Linked DNA regions of Mus musculus: region 1 is linked to region 2. A link is a contact called in ENCODE Hi-C or POLR2A ChIA-PET data. All regions are on one chromosome and are shown on one strand. The core of a region is the stretch at or near the end of the contact, and the rest is flanking DNA. Distances in the headings are between cores, read along the strand shown. Region 1 holds the start of Dcaf6 (DDB1 and CUL4 associated factor 6). Region 2 holds the start of Suco (SUN domain containing ossification factor).

The links. Hi-C counts contacts between places; a loop is a spot of excess contacts on that map. ChIA-PET counts read pairs that join two places held with the same protein, here RNA polymerase II (POLR2A).
Region 1: a map of heart shows a loop between it and region 2 (7-fold over the local background). The contact joins the promoter of Dcaf6 here to the promoter of Suco in region 2. A Hi-C loop is called at or near these places in 1 of 37 maps with a recorded cell type or tissue (heart). POLR2A ChIA-PET finds 5 or more read pairs at or near these places in 1 of 5 experiments (embryonic stem cell).

The regions. Positions count from the first base shown.
Region 1 is chr1:165,459,112-165,464,106 of GRCm38, forward strand. It overlaps Dcaf6 (DDB1 and CUL4 associated factor 6), which reads right to left and starts at 1,352. Exons shown (of 19, transcript NM_028759.1): 1 at 1,020-1,352. The coding sequence starts at 1,116. It overlaps Mpc2 (mitochondrial pyruvate carrier 2), which reads left to right and starts at 2,149. Exons shown (of 5, transcript NM_027430.3): 1 at 2,149-2,400. The coding sequence starts at 2,292.
Region 2 is chr1:161,874,262-161,879,460 of GRCm38, forward strand. Suco (SUN domain containing ossification factor) reads right to left here and starts at 2,421. Exons shown (of 24, transcript NM_001357402.1): 1 at 2,050-2,421. The coding sequence starts at 2,111.

The DNA.
Region 1 (4,995 bases), core at 102-2,601, 3.6 Mb after region 2:
TCTGGGACTTCTGCTTTTTTGTATTTAATTCTTACAATGATAACATTCATTTAAAAACATTAAAACGCACACCTAGGCGTCCTTTAAGCAATTTACAGCCAGTAGTATTGGCTGTAATGAGATTTCATTTCTTTCTATTTTTGTTGTTAGTAAAAAAAAAAAAAAAAATGACAGCAACAAATCGCTTCACTTGGCAAAGAAATGACAGAGTTGGGGGGAGGAGGCACTTTGAAGAAACAGGACTTTTTAGTTGACTCTGGCATGACCCAACACACTCAACAAAACTCACGGTACACAGAACGAAAAAGGTGGAACCCTGCGTCCACAGTCCTGAAGGTTGTTTTTAGAAAGCTTAACTAAGAAACAGAAAATGCCAAGTGTGTTTTCCAGGGGTGGGAACAGGAACGTGAAACCTTACACCACCTAAAAGAGGTCTACGGGACTGACAGCAGGCTGGACCTGGGAAGGCGCGGGGGTGGGGAGGGCTCCGCGATCTCTTTTAGGTTTGGGCTAAGCGCCACGGTTTACAGCGAGCCCGGCTGGGGTGTCAAGTCCCTGAGGGTGGTCAACAGCGTCTCTCTCGGGCGACATCTAACCCCTTGCGGAAGCCGAAGAAGAAGGTGGACAAGCAACACCTTGAGGTCTTCGGCTGAGCGGGGACAGCTCCGGAGAAAAGCAAAAGCGCCAACTTTGGCGTTCAACGTGGCATCTCCGTAAGGCTCGCGGAGTCTTCTCCGGAGTCCCAGCCCACGAGCGACCCCAACACCTTTCCGGGCTTAGTGCCGCCTCCCCACGGCCCGGCTCTCCGAGGGAAGCCCAGCTTGAGCCGCGCCTGGCAGCTTGCAAAGGGGACCCCGACCTTAGGAGGAGCGGGCGCGGATCGCCGTCATCCCACCTGAGACCTAGCCTGCGGGGCGCCCCGGTCGGGGCTCGGTCCGGTCGCCAACAGCCCCGGCGGCGCCCCCTCCCCCACCTCTGGGCGGCGACCTCAGCGCCGCCGCCCCGGGGCCCCCGCTCACCCAGGTAGCGGCTCCTCAGCCGGGACGGGTCCTCCAGCCCAAGGGACCTTTTCCTCACGTCCCACAACAGGTGCGGGCAGGAGCCACTCCGAGCCATGGCTCCGCAGGGGCTGGGGTGGGAAAGGGGAGACCACCGCGGGGGGTGGGGAGGGGAAGAGAGGGAGGGGACAGGCCGATCAACACCCGAGCGGCACCAGCACCATGCGCGCGCCCCGGGGCCTCGCCGGCGCCGCGACTCAGAGGGCGGCAGCCACGGCCGCGCCTTCTCCCCGGGAGCGGAGAGGTACCCGGGCCACGGCTCGCCTCATACTCTCCTCAGACTACCCAGAACATCTAGAGATCGGCAACAGTCCCCTCCCTCGACCCCCCTCCCGCGGGAGGCGGAGGCGAAGGCGGAGGCGGCCGCGAGCTCCTCCCTCTCCTCCCTAGACCACGCCCCCTCCCGGCCCTTCTCGCGAGAGGATGCACACGGGCAACAGAAGCCGCTGTGCGTCACGATTGCCCTCACCCTAGGAGAGGAGCTTGAGGGCGCTCTAGCCTACTCCTTAATGGATTGGAGAGGCATGACGGAAGCCGCTGAGGTTGTCTTGCTCACGCCTCTCGAGTCAAAGGAAAAAACCGGGCGTGATGACCCATGCATGCAATCCCAGCAGTCGGGAGGCTGGACCATAGCGAGATCCAAGCCAGCCTGGGGTACACAGCGAAGACACCGACTCAAAAACAATAAGTAAATAAGAGGAAGTCCGACAGGTATCCAGCGTCATCTTCAGTTCGGGAGAGGGAAGCCCAGAAAGCTTATTAGTCAAAGTGAGGGACCGGGCGGAAGTGCGGCTTCAGGTTCCCCTCTCCAACATGGCCTCCAGGGCCGGAAGGAGATGATTTCTGGCCACGCCTCTTCCGCTCTGTGAGGCCAGCCAATTAGAGCAGGCCGTTAAGCTTGCGCAACGCCTCGCCCGCCTAGCTCTAGCGGCCCCAGCACGGCGACCTCTGTAGCACCTGTTGCCATGACTCCTCCCCCTCGGTCTCCCCAACCCGCTCGCAGGAGGCGGGCCGGGGCGGGCTTTTGCTGAGCTCCGCCCCCCTGAGCCTTTGCGGGACTCGGCCTCTAGGTGCTTCACCTCTGGCTGCCAGAGCCGGGGAAGGGCGCCCTAGGGCAGAGGCGGACGCCCCAGCGCTGCAGAGAGAAAGTGACGAGCCGCCCTTCGTTGTCAGCCAGGAACGCGGACACAGCGGCGCTCCCACCCTGCTGCTGTCGATCCCTAGGCCGCCGCGATGGCAGCTGCCGGCGCCCGAGGCCTGCGGGCCACCTACCACCGACTCATGGATAAAGTGGAGTTGTTGCTGCCAAAGAAATTGAGGCCGCTTTACAACCACCCGGCAGGTAATGAATCCTGAACGGCTCGCACGGAGATCGTTCCTCTCCCTCCGAAACCGGGACATTAGAGGCCCTGTGACAGTTGAGTTGCTACCGGAATCCCAGAGCCCTCATCTCGCCACTGAAGGGAATCCATCAATTCTCCTAGTCTTTCACCTTGTTTCATCTTAGGTCTCTTTCCAAAAACCGAGTATCAGCACCCAGTGCCCTTGTTGACTTTTGATGTCTTCGCTCCCTTAAACACTGCTCACACTCCCGACCTCTCCTCCAGACTTGAACCTTACTTAACTCCTGAGAGCCACGAAGGGGTCTTGGGCCACCATGAAACCCTCCTTCTCCTCCCCTTTCTCCCTCCGTGAATTTCTAACGCACACGTGGGGTAGAGCTGAAAAGGTGTCTGTCTGGTCTCAGCAGAGGGTTTGGAGTAAAGGTCATACTTTAGTTCCTCTTGGCAGAGGCCTGCTAAGTGAGCCCTCCCCAAAATTGGACGCTCCCCACCCCCATCCCCTTCCCCTTCCCGGTTCAGTCAATGTCAACCTGGTTCCATAGACCCAGTATAATAAGCCAGTCATTATGCAATCACTGACCAGGTTATATCTGTGTTTTATGTGGGCAGATATGAATACAGTTCTGTTCCACCGCTCACCAAGATGTGACCTTGGGCAAAATTCTATACCTCTGTCTTAATTCATATAAAATGTATTCAGTGTGAAAATCAAAAATAACATATGCTTGATTCTTTGAGGATGTTAGCTGTCACAAGTACTGGATAAGAATTCTTGTAGTTAAAATAATTCTTTAAGAAACTGGAAGGCCCCTGTCCCTCTAGCTCTTTATCACAGTTATTAAATTAGTTTATTTCTAATACAAAATGGGTGATAGTAATACTTGGGTGAGGACTAAAATCTGATTATATTATGAAGTCTTTCAAGCATAAAATTGAGCAAATAGAAAAATTTACTCACAGTGGAAAAATGGAGTTGCTAACAAAAAAGTGAACTTTGCCTTTACATAGATTAAATCCATAGTCTACAATTGATATTAGAAAGATTTAGTTCTGTTTGTTTCTTTGTTTGTTTGAGACAGCGTCTCTGTATAGCCCAGTCTGTCCTGGAATTCAGCTCTATAGACCAGGCTGGCCTTCAACTCAGAAATCCACCTGCCTCTGCCTCCCAAGTGCTGGGATTAAAGGTGTGGGCCACCATGCCCAGAGGAAGGTTTAGTTCTAAGGGATGAGGCAGTTCTCTAGAGCCTGGGCTGGTTATTAAATCTGGTGTCCACTCTAATAACAGAATGGTCTATACCTCTGCATAGATGGTAATTTTAACACTTAATGGCATTACTGCAGTATGAAAACCATTATAAAACTTGTTTTAAGGAACTTTATTGATGAAGTTTGTTTAGTTACCTATTAGTTTTTACATTTTTCTGCTTTGTTATGTTTTATGGCAGAGATTTTCAGAAGATAATAATTTGACAATCTATGTAATGATCAGAATGTTACAAAATCAACTGAGGTCTTTGGCAATTCTTACCCTCCAGCTTTGGAGTGAGGACAGTGTGGAGCAGGCTCAGTTTTAAAGCACTTAAGCTAACAGAGAATTGGAAAGTAGTCTTTTGTTGATCTTTTTCAAGACCCTGGCTTTTAGCCACTTGTAATTATTGTTTATAGTACTTAAACTGTACAGAGTATTTTGTGCATTTCATCCGGAAGTCTTTGGGTTAATTCTGTTTTAAGTGTAATAAAAGGAACACAGAGTTGGAAGACAGAGGCAGGTTAAATCTTGACTTTAACGAATTCCCCAAACCTTAGGAATCTTTTTGTTTGGTTAGTTGGTTATTTGTTTTGTGTTTTGTTTTTGGTTTGGTTTGGTTTTCAAGGCAAGATATCTCTGTGCAGCCCTGGCTGTCCTGGAATTAGCTCTGTAGATCAGGATGGCTTCAAACTCAGAGATCTGCCTACCTCTCCCTCCTGGGTGCTATGATTGAAAGTGTGAGCCCTCACTGCCTGGGTGCAAATCTTTTAAAATTAAAAATGATTGTGAAAAATTAAATGATTGTAATATCTGTAAAGCATGTACAAAAGTATTTGTTTTACAAATCAGAACGAACTTTCTCTTCCAAATAAAGGGTTTAGGGCTTTTGATGTTGTTATTGTGTTGTTTGTTTGTTTTTGAGACAAGGTCCCTTCTATCCCAGTTTGACCTTGAACTTGAGGTCTTGTTTGTTGCTGTTTTGCTTTTTTAAAATTAGATCTTTACTGGAGTGGTGGCATACTTCTTTAATCCCAGCACTCCGGAGGCAGAAGCAAGCAGATCTCTGTGAGTTTGAGTTCCAGGATAGCCAAGGCTGTGAAACAGGAAAAAAACAAAAACAAAAAACAAAACAAACAAACAAAAAAAAAACTGTCTCCAAAAACAAAGAATGAATCTTATTACATTCTCCTGGCTGTCTTTAAACCTGCTATATAGAATAGTCTGACGTCAAATTCAAGAGAAATCTTCCTGCCTCGGCTTCCCTAGTGCTGGAATTAAAGGTTCATTAATTCAGGACCATTAACCAGGACCAGACCCCTTATGTTTTCAGAGCAAGCACTCTATA
Region 2 (5,199 bases), core at 1,171-3,670:
ACGAGAGAGGCCACTCACTCAAGCTTTCAAGATTCACAATATTCAATACACAGTAAACATAAGAAAAACACCTTTGAATGCTTTTATAATGAAAGACAGCATGCTCTTACTGTTTTACAAAGTGCATGTGTTATCTCATTTGCTTCTAATAACTTTGGTATGAATGGATCAATTTTATCATACTGAGGCTCTAAAAACTAAAGTTCAAAGGAATTATATAGCATGTCCAAGTACACATATCTAGTAAGTGATGGTACTGTATCTGTCTAAAAACACAGGCCTTATTTAACCTATAGTCAGTCAGAGGACCACTGTAGTGAGGAGCCTGTATTACAAGCTGCTTAGGTTCAAATCTAAATTTTAGAATGCAGTAGCTGCTTAGCCATGTTACTCTGTTGCAAGCATAACTTTAGCCTCTCTATTTATTCATCTGTAAAATACAGAATTCAACTAATAATATCTACCTAAGAGGACCTTGCTGACAAAGATGCTAAAACGTACACATGCCACATGCTTGGTACAGATAACAATAAATATTAGCTATCACTGTTCTTCTGTAGCTACACTACAATTACACCTAGAATACACTGTACTACTTAACCAAGAATTGTGATTAGCAGTGTGCAAAAGAAAAAAATAGCAACCAGAATGAATAGATAGGATGCATTTTGGTTTTCTGTTAAGGTAAATCTATAGCACTCTAGGCAGGAAAAGAGAAAAGGCAGAAGGCTGTATCACACACAATCTATCAACTATGACAGTATAAGATCAAACTAAACTGCAGTAATAGTAATAGAGTAAGTCCTGGGTAGACCCTAGAACTGATTATTATATGAACATAGAATACTCAATCTACAAAAGAGAAGTGGGTAACAAAATCTGGAGATAATTTCTGAATGAGGGGAGAAAAGGCTAGTAAGAGAAGCTCACCAACTCTAAGAAATTGCTACCTAATCCTACACTGGTTTCAGGTACCAGTTTCTCTTAAGGAGTATTTAAAGGATTCAGAATGACAAGAAATACAGTCTTTCCAGTCAGATTTTCTCAGACAAGTGTTTTCTTGAGCCCATATTAATATATTATTCTATGTGAGCAACAACTCTACAACTTGAGCACCTCTGGATTCCATTACACCCATAAAAAAAAGGGAATTATTACTGGCGCTTTGAAGACATAAGGTAAATAAGAAAGTGTGTTTAGATTTTAGTATAAGAAGCAAAATCTCTTTAACACAAAGGCCATCACTTTCAGTCACCAAGTCTCAAGGCTCTTTGGGAATTCCTTCAGAAAGAATGGCTTTTCCAAGTACACCTTTAGCAATCCTTTGGTTCATAAGCTATGTCTGCTCCTGGACATCCAGAGATGTGCTTGAAATTAACTTGAACTCCATAGAACTTCAGAGAAAGGGACAGAGCGGGTCGCAAAAACCGTTTCCTTTCTAGTGCCAAAGAACATGCCCCAAAACTATGGCTGACTCCACATCTGTGATAATCCTCTCCCACCAGGCTAACCGAAAAAGGGCTTCATCAGGGATCCCGCCCGCCCCACGCCGCAGGGTTTCAAGGAGCAGCCCCAAAAGTACTATTGGTCAAGATTGTGCAAGACCTGACCAGAAGAACAACAGTTTAGACATTACTCTTACCCTCATGACGACTCACGTTTTCAAAATCACAGGTCCGGAACACATCACACCTGACTCGCCCCTGCCCTTACCTCATAACGAAAGCAAATGAACTGACAGCAAAACTGAGTAACTCACTCACTAGCTTTCTGAACACTACCCAAACTGCCCTAACTGCGGTGATGGGGTACCCGAGTACAAAGGCAAAAAGTGATCCCCAATATCCCCTTCTCTCCCTGCTGGAACTCTGCAAATTCCAAAACACAACTCGTAAACCACAAGAGGAAGAGCTGGGTGGCCGCTGTGTCCCTGGCTTAGGAGCAGGAGCACCAAGCAACCCAAAAAGCCGAGATGATTTGGGGGTGTGACCCGACCTACTCCCTCTTTCATCCCCACGGGAAGTCCCCAGAGGCCGGCCCCTTACTCACCAGACTAGAGAGCAGAGAGAGAGGCAGGAGACCAGGGCCAAGGCCCGCCGGTACTTCTTCATCTTCTCCTCCTTCTTCCCCCTGCCAGGAGGCGGCACATCCTCCCCACAGCAGCCACTGTCGAGGCCAAGATGGAGGAGCCGGAGCAGAAACGCGAGGATGGGACCGAGAGTCCGAAGAGCAGTGGGGCTTGGGGAGCGGTTCCGCAGCGGCTCGCGTCCCGGATGGCCTCCCCGAGAGGCCCACGGCAACGGGAATAGGGACGCTTCACAGGAGCGCTCGGGAGACTGCCGCCGCCGCCGCTCTGTCTGCCCGCTCGCCCGCGCCCGCCTCCTCCGGCCTTCGCCGCCACTGCCTCCCCATCCCCGCCCCGCCCGCCCGGGCCCTCGCTCCGTGCTGCCGGCGACCAACGGCCGCCGCGTACTCGCCTCTCAGCAGCCAATCCCCGGCCGGGCCAGCGCACCTCGCACTCCACTGAGCTGGGTGGAAGGAGACGCGTCACCCACGTCCCTCTCGGCTCGCGCTCCACAAGTCACAGCGCGGGCCACGCCCCCTCCGCTGACAAAGCTCCAAAACGCCACAACCGCCGCCCAACCTGCGCAGGTCCCACCCACTCGCTGGCGCTCGAACAGGAAGTCCTGTAACCCTCGGTCTTCCGCCTTTCAATGGCCTGCCCACTCTCGCTGGCACGCGCCGCCTCCGCGCACGGGTATCTGGGGCTTGTAGTCCTCCTGCCCGAACCCGCCTTTTTTTTTTTTCCTCCGTAGAACTCGCGGGTTTGGTTCTCGAGTTTTACACTTTCACTTCTCACCTTCAGACTGACTAGCTTTGTCATTTGTCATTGTTAAGTCTATAATTCTTCCTTGGAGCACAGTCATGGAACGGCCTGGAATGACTGGAGAGGGTCAGGAGAAAGCATGCTAATGCAATTTAAAAGTCGGTTTACCGGCAGTGGGTCGGGCTTACTGAGGTAGATGATGATTGGAAGGTAGAAAGAGGCGTGTCAACGTTTCCTCTCACATGATTGGCTGGGAAGGACTGAGCTTTTCTTTCACCTAAGTGAGAATTCCTACCTGCCCGCCAGATTCCTAAGATAGAGCTTTAGTGTTCTTTTTTGTTCTTTTAATTTCGGGCTGTGGGTTTGCTGCTGCAAGGCAGAAAAGACACTACGGACTCTCGGCGTCTGGAAGCAGAGAAAGCGAACTCCTACACATACTTGCTGTGAACAAGAAAAAAAAAAAGAAGTGGTGTTCACAGATGGAGACCCCAAAATCTGTAAAAAGCTGAGGCCCAGAATCCTACTTAGGGAGCGTTGGTGTGCAATCTCAGAATGCTTTGTGGCTACTGCCAGACATCTCTTCAAGTAGCTTACTGATCCTGAAAGACAGCAGTTGGAAGAGACTAGACTTTTGGCCTCTTAGTATAGCAGTTCCTTCCTCTAAGTCTCCCGTGTGCCTATTTAACATATCAAAGCAGAACTGGCTGCCACGTTCTCCCAGCATTCTTCAGTCTCTACCAGTTAGTTGCAGGATTCTTCTCATCAGCCCCTACTCCAAACTTCTCCAGCCCAGGGGCTGGGCAGCCATTCCCTCATGCACCCTTCCCTATATAATCCAGCCATTTTGGTTACCTGGCCCTTTTGGTCTGCCCTTTACCCTCCTGGCCTCTTGATCTCCTGGTCTCCTGGCTCTCCTTGCCTCCTCCACTTTCCTCACATGGCCCCTGCTCAGGTTCGTATTCACTCTGGACTCGTCCAGATGCCCCTGTCTCTGGCTATGTCTCCCTTGTATAAACCTCCTCTACCATGCCCAGGAGCAGTCATTCCCTTCCTATTTTATTTTATTTTATTTTCAGTTCCTCTCATCTATCTGCACCGCCATACCCATTAACCTCCTCCACTTCTCCCACCCTTAACTCCTGAGATCTGTGAACACTATTCTGTTCTCATCTTTGAAATTATCTTAATTTTCATGTATAAGAGAGACTACACGGCATTTGTATTTCTACCTCTGATTTTACACAACATTCTCCAATTTCATCTGTGTTACAACTAATGACAAGATTTCGTTCTTTTTATAGTTTAATGTGTAAATAAATATACTGTATTTTCTTTATCAATGGATCCCTAGGTTGCTTCCATATTTTGGCGACTGTGCAATTCCTCCTTGACATTTACCCAGGTGTTATGTTTTATATAAAAGAAAAAGCCGGGGATATGTTAGGTGGAGGCACAGTATGGAGTTGGGGGAGGGGGGCAGGGAGAAGGCTGTGCTTCTGCGGGCCCACACTGAGGCATCCCTTACCCCTGAGGAACAGCCATACAAGTATAGTATAGAATAGAGTTTATTTAGGGCATGGGGAGGGGAGTTGACAAGATAGTAGAGACAGAGAAAGGGAGAGAGAGAGGAGAGGAGTAGAGGCTAGCCATGAACACTTGGAGAGGGAGAGGAAAATGAAGGGAGAAGGGACAGAGTGGGAGAGAGTAGAAAGGCAAGCAAAAATAGAAAGAAGGGGGCAAGCAGCCCCTTTTATAGTGAGTCAGGCATAACTGTGGGGTGGAGCCTAGAAATGCTAACACCAAGCAGCAGGATTGTTGAATTGTTTGGTAGTTTTGTTTTTTTGGTTTGTGAGGGAAGATGGAGCAGAGACTGGATTGGGTGGGGAAGAGTGTCAGAAGCCCTGTGAGTACATCAGGTAATAATGGCCCACCAGGACCAGCTTCTGGAAAACAGATTAACTTACTTGGAATGATGCAAGGCTTATATACTTTGGGGAATGGGAGTAGGGTAGGAACATCTAGGATGGGCAAAGGTCACTGGATAAAGGCTTAAGGTACCAGGATGCCTCATTAACATGGAGAGGCATCCAGAAATCTCAGGTGCTAGCTGAACAGGTTCATATTGGGAGGAAGAAAGTTGAACCTGTAATCTTAACCAAGGCTATGTGATACTCTGCAGGTAGAGGTATGTGGAGGGTTAAGGTTAGAGAAGGGGGAAGCCCTGCCAGTAAAGGAAGGCCTCCATTTTGTGCTGAGCCCAGAAGGCCTTCTGGGCAATGGTAGATTTGGACCTTAATTAGCAGGGCTTTCCCATAGTTTTGGTTTGGTTTGGTTTGGTTTTCAAAGAAATCATACTGTTTTCCATGGGCCCT